2 separate regions of the Homo sapiens genome follow, and region 1 is linked to region 2. A link is an interaction called in ENCODE POLR2A ChIA-PET data of the cell type or tissue named here. Cell type or tissue: A673. All regions are shown on one strand. Links, peaks and the distances in the headings refer to the core of each region. The heading gives the core; the rest is flanking DNA. Region 1 has its middle 30 kb from the start of LINC02696. Region 2 has its middle 6.3 kb from the start of TP53I11.

Evidence for each region. Peaks named below come from ENCODE experiments on the same cell type or tissue, not always from the same donor. Only the 100,000 strongest peaks of a DNase experiment are listed, where the experiment ranks them.
Region 1: POLR2A ChIA-PET joins it to region 2 with 9 read pairs; 2 of 35 experiments call an interaction of 5 or more read pairs at or near these places.

The regions. Positions count from the first base shown.
Region 1 is chr11:45,322,792-45,328,167 of GRCh38, forward strand. No RefSeq gene overlaps it. Among named protein-coding and RNA genes, the nearest start is that of LINC02696, 30 kb to the right of the region's middle. In A673, for the core only: no CTCF peak of the experiment used is centred there; no DNase peak of the experiment used is centred there.
Region 2 is chr11:44,954,533-44,959,908 of GRCh38, forward strand. No RefSeq gene overlaps it. Among named protein-coding and RNA genes, the nearest start is that of TP53I11, 6.3 kb to the left of the region's middle. In A673, for the core only: CTCF peaks have their summits at 3,216 and 3,420; DNase peaks (open chromatin) are centred at 749 and 2,689.

The DNA.
Region 1 (5,376 bases), core at 82-5,081, 370 kb after region 2:
ATTCCCACTGCCCTCTTCTTCACCCTAGACTAGGGCCAGTGGGATGCCTTCCCTTAGAGTCCAGAGTGAGGTTCAGTCTCTCACCTTGGCTGACATTCAATACCTGCAATGGCACTGCCTAGAGAAGCAGCTGGAAAGTTTGTGAGGTTCACCCTCTGTGGTCTCAAGAGTTCAGCAAACCTGTAGCCCTCCAGCCCCTACCTTCCCCAGCGAGCCTGGCGTCCCTGTTCTAGTTGCCAGTCTCCATCCCTCCTGGAGAACCTTCTATCCAGAATGACATCTCGAAGCACCTGGGGCACCACCTTCAAAACAGAGTTATCCAACACAGGATCCAGGAGCCTCTGCCACGATGCAACCTCAAGACACAACCTGGGACATCCCAGCCAAAGGGTGAACATGGCCTCGGGTGGCCCTCTGTGTTTACAGGCCAAGGAGCAAGAATCAAGGGAAGATAGCATTGAGGGACCAGGAGGCTTCATGAAGGGGTCCAGCTAAGTTTCTGTTAGGGTGGGATCCAGGGAAGGGCCTGGGGGACACTCTGAGGAGGGCCCTAGAGCTCACTTTCCAGGGGCCTCAGAAAGTTTCCCATGCAGGGCCTGGCAGCTGAGCTCATTTTCCAAGGGCCTTGGAAAATTTCCCACACAGGGCCTGGCAGCTGACTCTGAGAAGGAGACAAAAAGGGATTTGGTGAGCAACTCGGAGAAGGATTCATCAAGAGGCTCACTCCAGTTCCAGAAGCAACTGGAAAACAAAGCTGGGGCAAGTTGATCCGGGCTGAGTCCCTGCCCACTACTCATGATGCACTTGGAAGCTGGAAGCTTGGTGCCCTTGGTGCTCAGGAACGTCACCTGCCTCCCTCGTGGGAGTTTTCCTTCCTTGATCCAGGCCCTGGGCAGGTGTGAGAAGTCTGTAGGATACGGTTTTGGATGAGACAGACATGGGGCTTCTGGAAAAGCCAAGTCAGTGTCAGCCTCTGGGCAGATCCCAGGCCAATGGAAACCAGAGCTGTCTTCCTGGGCGGTGGGTACCCTGGGGTGCAGGTGGACATGCAACCCTCAGCCTCCTCCTAGAGAACCTGAGCCTTAGGTAGGGACTTGGTGTATGGGAGGGAAGTCAGCAAGAGGAAGAACTCAAGGTCTGGGCAGAGCCTGCAGATGAGCATTCCTGCAACAACAGGGCTCCCTGCTACCCTGAGCAAGGATTGAGACAAGCGCCTCATCCTGCAGCTGCCTAGCAGGCTCAGAGGGCTTGAGTTGCCCCAACAGGGATGGGTGGATCAGGCCCCGACCAGGACAGACATGCCTGGAAATCTGAGAGGTGCAAAGGGCAGCAACTGTGTCTGGATTCCTCGTTTCAAGTCCACCAGGGAGCCTGTGTCCCCAGCCTGCACCCAATAGCGTGGGCCAAGGATGCCAAGAACCTCTGGCCACTCCATCTACTGCCACAGGCTCTGTCTGTCAGGCGGCATGTCTTCTACTCAGCAAGAATGTTCTCCTCCATCCTCTTCTAGGAAGAAAGGTTCAAAGGAAAAGTATCAATCCATTTAGAGAAGATCTGCAAGTCTCATGCCATCACGCATTCTCTGAAGAGGGTGGCCTCTCTTTCTCAGAATGAAACATAGAGATTCTTCCCCATGCAGCTGTTTTCTTCTCATAGGAGAGTGGTGTCTTCCTTCTGTGCTGTGTTTGGAACATAGGTTTATAGTATCCGAGGGGCTTGAGCTTAGAGGAATTCAGAGCCAGCTTCAGCTCTTACTGAGTGCCTGCTTTGGCTTCTAAAAAAATGGCTGAGGTCATGGAGAGAGGTTTCACACCTAACGACTGTTGTGATTTCCTTCATTTGCACCTACTCATATGTCCTATTTTAAAAACACTGGGCCAGATACAGTGGCTCACGCCCATAATCCCAGAACTTTGGGAGGCCAAGATGGGTGGATCACTCGAGGTCAGGAATTTGAAATCAGCCTGGCCAAAATGGCAAAACCCCATCCCTACTAAAAATACAAGAATTAGCCAGTCGTGGTGGCACGTGCCTGTAATCTCAGCTCCTCAGGAGGCTGAGGCACAAAAATCCCTTGAACCCAGGAGGCGGAGGTTGCAGTGAGCCAAGATCGCACCACTGCACTCCAGCCTGGGCAACAGAGCGATGCTCTGTCTCAAAAACAAACAAACAAACAAACAAAAACAAAAAACAAAAAACACTTAAATTTTTCATAAGAGTCATTGAAAAACATACAAAAGCTAAAGTTAGTATTAAAAACACTAATAGGTTAGTCAAAGTTAGAAAATCCAATACACCCCACCCCGAGATGTGGCTTACACAGAACTTTCTCATCTAAAACAGCTGTAGGGGTAGTTAGGGTTGCACAAGAAAAATATGAAGAATACCTTGTTGACATTGACAAATTTAGAGTTTGCCATATTTCTTAGAATTCAATGTTAATATATTGAGTTGTCACAAGAGTTAATGAATTTACTTATCTTGGACATCATTTGAAACCTTTATGATTTTATTTCAAAGCCAAATCATTCTTCTAAAAAACATGAACCAGTTATGTCAACGTAGATGCATATATTAAAGAAAAAAATAAGTACTCAATTAAGTTATTGGAAATTTTTGGTGGTAAAAAAGTGATAAAATTTACCATTTTAAAAGCATACAATTCAGTGGCATTAAATACATTCCCAGCATTGTGCAATCATCACAACTACCTGGTTCCAGGACTTTACCTTCATCTATCAAGGAAACTCTGTGCCCATGAAGTGGTTACTTCCCACTCCTCGCTCCCCCCAGCCCCTGGCAACCACTAAGCTGCTTTCCATCTCTATGGATTTTCCTATTCTGGACATTTCATATGAACGGAATTATACAACATGTGGCCTTTGGCCTGGCTTCTTTCACTTAACATAACATCTTCAGGGCTCCTCCATGTCAAGGCATGGATCGGTACTTCTCTTTTCATGGCTAAATAATGTCCCCTTGTATAGATACCCCACCTTTTAAACAAATTCATTCATCTATTGATGGATACTTGAGTTGTTTTCACCTTTTGGCTATTGTGAATAGTGTGGCTATAAATATTCATGTACAGGTTTTTGTTTGAACATCTGTTATCAATGTTTTGGTTATATATCTAGGAGTGGGATTGCTGGGTCATATGGTATTCTATTTTTAACTTATTGAGGAACCACTAATCCATTTTCCACAGTGACTGCACCATTTTACATTCCTAGCAGTAATGTATAAATGTCCCAGTTTCTCCACATCTTCACCAGCACTTGTTATTTTCTGTTTTGTTTTTATTATACCATCCTAGTGGGCATGAAATGGCATCTCATTGTGATTTTGATTTGCATTTCCCTAATGACTAATGACATTGAATATCTTTTCATGAGCTTACTGGCCATTTGTATGTCTTCCTTGGGCACATGTCTATTAAGTCTTTCACCCATTTTCTAATTTATTTTGTTATGCTGTAAGAGTTCTGTACATATGCTGGATACTATATGATTTGTAAATATTTTTCCCATTCTGGAGGCCATCTTTTCACTCTCTTTTTGAAAGTGTCCTTTGATCCACACAAGTTTTTAATTTTGATAAAGTCCAATTCATACCTTCTTTTGTTGCTTGTGCATTAGGTGTCATATCCAGGAAACCATTGCCAAATCCAAGGTCATGAAGGTTTACTCATATGATTTCTGTTAGGAGATTTATAGTTTTAACTTGTATATTTAGGTCATTGATCCATTTTGAGTTAATTTTTGTATATGATGTGAGGTAAGAGTCCAGCTTCACTCTTTTGCATGCAGACATCCAGTTGTCTCAGCAGCACTTGTTGAAGAAATGCTTTTTTCCTCCATAAATGGTTTTGACCACCCTTGTGGAAAATCGACTTATCATAGATACATTAGTTTATTTCTATACTCTCAATTCTATTACATTGATCTATATGTCTATCCCTATGCCAATATCACACTGTTTCGACTTTTTGACTAACATAACTTGGTAATAACTTTGGGAACCGGGAAATGTGAGTCCTCCAATCTTGTTCTTTTTCAAATTTTTCTGCCTATATGAGAACCTCTGGAATTTCATATGAGTTTTAGAATAAGGTTTCCTATTTCTGTAAAAAAAAAAAAAAAAAAGCAGCTGAAATTTTGATAGCAATTGCATAGAATCTGTAGGTCACTTTGGAGATTATTGCCATCTTAACAATGTTAAGTCTTCCAATCCATGAACACGGAGAGCCTTCCATTCATTTAATTCTCCTTTAATATCCTTCAGCAATCTCAGTCCAATTCCAAAAATTAGAAGAGGAGTGAACACTTCTTAACTTTTCCATAAGGCTAATATTAACCTGAAACTAGAGCCAGGCACAGACATCACAAGAAAAGAAACTACAGAGCAATATTCCTTATGAATATAGATGAAAAAATCCTCAACAAAATATAGCAAGCCAAATCCAGTAGCGTATTAAAAGTAATACACACTATTATCCAGGGGGGATTTATCTCAGGAATGCAAGGTTGGTTCAACACGTGAAAACTGATCAGGGTAATACATTAAAATAATAAAGAAAGAAAGCCACATTGTTGTCTCCATTGGTGCCAAAGAAAAATTGGCAAAATCCAACACATTTCATGATTTAAAAAAACTCAGCAACTAGGAATATGAGGGAATTCCTGAAACTGATAAGGAGCATGTATGTAAAACTCACAGCTAACATGATATTTAAGGAAACACTGAAAGCTTGCCCCCTGAGACCAAGAACAAGAAAAGAGTTCCTGCTTTTGCCACTTTCAACACTGCACTGGAATTTCCAGCCAGAGTAATTAGTTTGGCTAGAAAAAGTCAAAGGCATCCAAATCAGAAAAGAAGATGTAAAACTATCTCTATGCTTGTGCTGGGGGCCTGTTGATAACGAGTGTTCTCTTTTGTTTTAAGCATTTGTGCTTGACAGTTTCACTGGCTGTAGAATTCTAGTTGGACAGTTATGTTCTTTTAGCACTTTAAGACACCATGCTATTGTCTTCGGGCTTCCATTAGGGTTTGAGAAAGGTTAGGTCCCAGTCGAATTGTCATTCCTTTAAAATGATCTTCTATTCTCCCTGACTGCTTTAAGACATTCTCTTTGTGTTTTGAGTTCTGCAGGTTCACTGTGATTGAACTAAGAGGTTGCTGTGAGAGTGATCTGAGCCTCTCAACTTAAAAAAAAAAAGATAATTACACTGGATCAAGCGGGAAGTTTTCCAGAAAAGGGAGCTACCAAAGTCATTCTGAACTCATGGAACAAGAGGAAGAGCTGTTAAAATTATACTTGCTTCTTAACTCAAGGATTCTTTCTTCATCTTGGTGAGCAAACAGCTTTGTTGAAAA
Region 2 (5,376 bases), core at 258-5,257:
GCGGAGCGGGGGTTGGGCCTAGTCTTTGGGGTTGGGGCCAGGGGAAAGGTTTCAGCACTGATGGGCACGTGTGGAGGAACATGATGTTGTCAGAGACCTGTTGTGGTTGAGCCCAGGGATTTTGGACCTGACAGATCTGGGTTCAAGTCCTGGTTATGGGACCATGGGCCAGTGATTTCACTTCTCTAGGCCTCAGTTTGCTCATCTGTAAAATGGTGATAATAACAGGGCCTACCTGGTGGGAGTTATTGGAGGTTTAGCAGAGAGGCTGCACGTGAAGCCCTTAACATGGGGCAGGCACATCGACAGTTATCAATCAGTGCCACTGGTGTTATTATGCGGCAGCCTGGGAGGAGCGGAGGGAGAGGGCCTCAGGAGTGCTGGTGCATTCTCAACTGGAACAGGGAGCTCTGGGGTGAGAGTTGTCTAGCCAGGGTTCATTGAAGCTGGCACAAAACCCAGAGAGAAGGAGCCGCCATCCCACAACACAAGGACTGAGGCAGAGAGCTGGGCTTTCACAACTGCTTCTGGTTCCCCTTCCTGGTTTCCTCTCATTTCCTCCAGAGCTTCGTTCTCTGTGAACCTGCCTGGTGAGGAGAACTCTGTTACACATAGCTTTGGGGACTGGAAGGAGCAGCTGGGAGCTCAGGAACTCCCAGGCAGGCCTCCCCAGTGCTTCCTGCCCCCACCCCTCCAGAGTGAGCACTGACCAGCCCTCCTTCCCCGACCCCACACAACTGCCAGCTGCTTCCCTCCAGTGACTCATCCCCACCACCTCTGTTGCTACACCAGGACCAGGAAATGTCAAGCAGTTTCTTATCTGTGGGAGAGAGAACTGATCAGGATGGGGGTGGAAGAAATGAGGCTCAGATCTCCCCAAAGAAAGTGTATGACAGCTAGGGGACCAGAAGACCATGGCCAGCCCTTTCCTGCTTCCTGTGGGGGAGGGCTCAAGGAGGCAGTATGAGAGTGGGATTTAGCCACTAGAACCATCCTGGATTTAGGTTCAAGGTCCTAGTCCTCTTCTAACCGGCTCTGTGGCCTTAGGCAAGTAACTCAGTGTCTCTGAGCCTCAGCGTGTTCATCTGCCAAATGGAAAGAAGAAAATCATGATGATGCATAGGGTACCTGGGGGGTTAAGTGAGATAGTACATGTGAGTCCGGAGCTCACAGTCAGTTCTCAATGAATGTTCATTGACTCAATTAATGAATGGACATGTGGAAATGGCGGTGAGCTGTGTGCATGTGGCCATCTGCAAGAAATCCACCCTCCACCAGCTGGGAGAGTCGGGGAGATGTCTGTGGACCTTGTATCGCAGGCCTGGGACACTGTTGCTCTGTGCTGGTACTGAAGGGACGGCTTCCAAAACTCAGGGCAGATGGAGTATGGAGTACCCCTTGTCAGCATAGCTGACTTAAGAACCTCAGGCTGGGTCCAGATTTTCAGAGTGCTGAGCCCTGGCCAAGAAAAGAATTGCTATGCAGGGAAGTGAGTAGCAGATTTTGGACCCTCATCTTGGGCGACCCCCAGGACCTCTTCACAGTGAGTGCCCAGAGCAGCCACTCTGGGCTGTGGGATCATAGTCTTGGACCCTGGGCAGCCGGCTAGGCCAATGGCCACCGCTTCACTTGCCTCCTGTCCAATGATAAAACCCCAGGGGCTTTATCATTATTTCAAAAAATAGCATTCTGAGCCCGTACTATGTACCAGACGCTGGTCTAGAATCTTACATGTCATTAATCCTAACAAATCTCACGAAGTTGGTACCATTACTAGTCCCATTTTATAGATGGCAAAACGGAGGCCCACTGAGTTACATAACTTACCCAAGATCACACCCTAGAAAGCAGGGAGGTGGGACTGGAACCCTGGCAGTCTGGCCCAGAGCTCAGGTGGTTCTGGTGCTGCCGCTGGCCAGGGCAGGCATTGCTGATCCCTTGTAAGGCCTGCCACTCCTGGACCACCCCCACCCCAGTGAAGCCATACAGTTTGGGGACAGTAAGTCACCTGCGGACCGACAGGAACATCTGACAAATAGATTCTAGTTTATAAATCTCTTTAGAGTGTATGAGTCTCAAAGCCTACTTGGGGGCAGGAAAATGTTAGAAACACAAATTCTCATTTCCACCTCAGACAACTGAAACTCTGGGAAAGGAAGTCACAGGGGCAACAATCTGTCGTCCAACAGCCCCCCACGTGATTCTGATACAAGCCAAAGATTGAGAACCATTGCTTTAGAATTTGCAAAGCAGATTCCTAGATTATCTAATTTAAATGGGCACTTTGCTATTATTCGGCTCATTTTACAGGTAAGGCTAATGAGTTTCCATTTGCCAGCTATCACCCATCAGGGAAGTGAAGATGGGCCTGGAACCCACACTTTTTGATTCTGGAATATTCTTGTTTGCCCTCCTGGGACCGGGCTGCTGAGCAAGGTGGGTGGGCGAGGGACTCTGAGCTGAAGGGCAGGGTGAAAGACCAGAGGGGAGGGGAGGGAAGGGATTCCACCTCCTTCCCTCCTGGGTGAGGAGCGGGCAGCGTGGATAATTCCCTCGGAGGCGCCCCAACCCAAATCTACATACATAAAGCCCAGGCTGGCGTTTTGAGTGATCGGTTTATTAATACAGCGGGGCCGCTGCCGAGGCGGATCGCAATAACAAAGAAGGCCTCTCCGCCACCCACCAGAGGCGTCGTTATGTAATTGCTCCGAGGAGGAGCAGAGGGCTGGGGCGCGCCGCGGGTGCTGGGGGCTCGGCCAGCAGGGAAGCTGCGATCCGGGTCTCTGGGGATCCGAGCCGGCGGCGGATGGAGGGAACACTTGCTGGAGAGTCATCAGCCCTTCACCTGGTGCTCTCCTCCTCCCACGCACCGGTCAGCGGTCAAGGGGCGGGTTAACACCGGTTTGGCAGGGCGCAGACCTCCGCCCACCCGGGAGAATTGACCCCGGAGGCAGATCTGCAGACCCAGAGGACCCCAGGGCTGACCCAGGGCCTCCCCTCCGCCACTCACCACCGCCCATCCTTGCCCCACTCTCACCCTGGGATGGGGGAGAGAGAGAAATGACCAACTTTTTGCGCGACTTCTGTGGGCAACCTCTGTGAGGTAGTCCATTTTTAAAATGGAGAACTGAAGCCCAGAAAGGGCTGGCTTCATGTACCAGGGTTTTGAATCCCCAAATTTGTCAGCTTCGAAGCCCACATTTTTTTCCCTTGGATGCCACAAGGGGTCTTTATAACCACCACGGATCGGTTTTTGCCACAGTTTCTCCAGATGCTGTGGTACTTCAACCCTCCTGGCCTTTGCAAACGCTGAGCCCTCTACCAGGCATCTCTGAGAAGTCCTTCCCAGCCCTCCCCGACCCCCACTCACACCCCCCACACATCCTAGGAAGCCTTGGAGGCTACCTCTTCCAGCTCTGGGAGCAGCTGGTGACAGCATCTGCCACACTGCTTCATGGGAACTACTATCTTCTGTCTGTCCCCATCAGGCCACGTGCTCTGGGATGGTGGCTCCAAGGAGCCTAACACATCTTCTTCACTCAGCCACTCCATCTCACCCCTCAGTGCAAGGCTGGGCACACAGCACTGGGTGAATTTAAAGTGAAGGTTTGAAGCCTCAGGCGGATTTAATGCTTAGTGACAGTCTTCAGACCTTCCCTTCAAAACTCCACACACTCACCTCTGGCTATGCCAACTCCTAAGTGTGTGGCCTCTGGCAACTTCTGTAGCCTCCCTGGGCCTCTGTTTCTCCATTGTACAACAGGGCTCACAGCAACCCCGAATCTCATGATGCTAGTTAGTGTTTACTGAACACTTACTATATGCTGGGCACTGTGCCAAGCACCTGCAGTGGGTGGCTTCGTGAACTCTGCACACTGGCCCTGTGGAGGTAGTTGCTGTTATTATCTCCATTTTATAGATAAGTAACTCTCAAAAAAAAAAAAAAAAAAAGATAAGCAACTCTCCCAAGTCTCCAGCTGATAAGAGACACAGCCTGGATTCAAACCGTGCTCCTTCTGTCCCCTGGGTTTCTGACTCCCTTTCACAGGACTATTTTGATAATTAGAAGAAAAACAGTTAAGGGTCAGCATGCAGCAGGTACTTAATAATGTTTCTGCCCTCCACCGTAAAGGTCCCAGGGCAGCTCTCCTTTTCCCCTTCCATTCTCTCCCCCATTGCCACAGGCCCCAGGGCATTCTGGGAGCCCCTCTGTTCAGGGTGGGGCTGAGCAGGGGGAGGCAGGAGGACCCAAGTGTTCTGGTTCCTGAGTATAAATAAGTGATTGTTTTATATCCTTACAGTAAGAGAAGGGCATAGCATACATTTGCCAGTCTAACAGGTTGAGCTGCAACTTCCCTGTGTTTTGCCAATCGCTGATATGTGTTTTCAGCCCAAGGCAGTAAACAGAAGCCCACTCTGCCTGGCAGTTCCATGGTCCTGGAGTGAGGAAGGGCATCTGACCCGGAAGCTCTCAGATCAACTATCTAGGCCTACTGAGAAAGTAAGTGTCAGTGGGGATACTGAGATAGGGAGAGTTCCTGTGGGTCTCCCCCAGGCCATGAGAACTCGAGCAGGACTCCTCCCTTCTCTCAGTGTACACAACAGAAAATGGGGATTATATATGCAGAGAGGGAGAGAATAATTACTACTTATCAATGACCATGTAGAGCAAGGCTGCAGGGTGCTACACCTATGGCAGATGGAGTGGTGCAGTGCACAGCCTGTGCAGCAGGACTTGGCAGCCTAAGGGGACAGGCCATCATAGATCTACAGCTTCATCCTGCAAGATTCATAATAAGCTTTAGATTATTCCAGCTAAAACAAATGAAGGAATGAATGCATGCGTACAGACATAGATACATCCACAAAACGAGTGATGAATGCAACCCCAGTTATGAATCAGAGAAGCTCATAATCTAGTGCAAGAGACAGACATCTGAGCAGTTGCTACTCCTAGCTCCCCTCTTGTTCCGGGCTCTGTCCCGGGTTAGGACCTTGCCTTTGTCCCTGCTGTTCCTTCGGCTTGACCTTTCTTACCCATCACACCCCAGTCTTCATCTGCCAGCTCTTCACCATGCTTCTCTTATCTCAGCTAAAATGTTTCCGGGCCAGGCGCGGTGGCTCATGCCTGTAATCCCAGCACTTTGGGAGGCCAAGGCGGGTGGATCACTTGAGGTCAGGAGTTGGACCAGCCTGACCAACATGGTGAAACCCCATCTATACTAAAAATACAAAAATTAGCCAGGCATGGTGGCACATGCCTGTAGTCCCAACTACTGGAGAGGCAGAGATGAGAGAATCACTTGAACCTGGGAGGCAGAGGTTGCAGTGAGCCAAGATCTTGCCATTGCACTCCAGTCTGGGCGACAGAGCGAG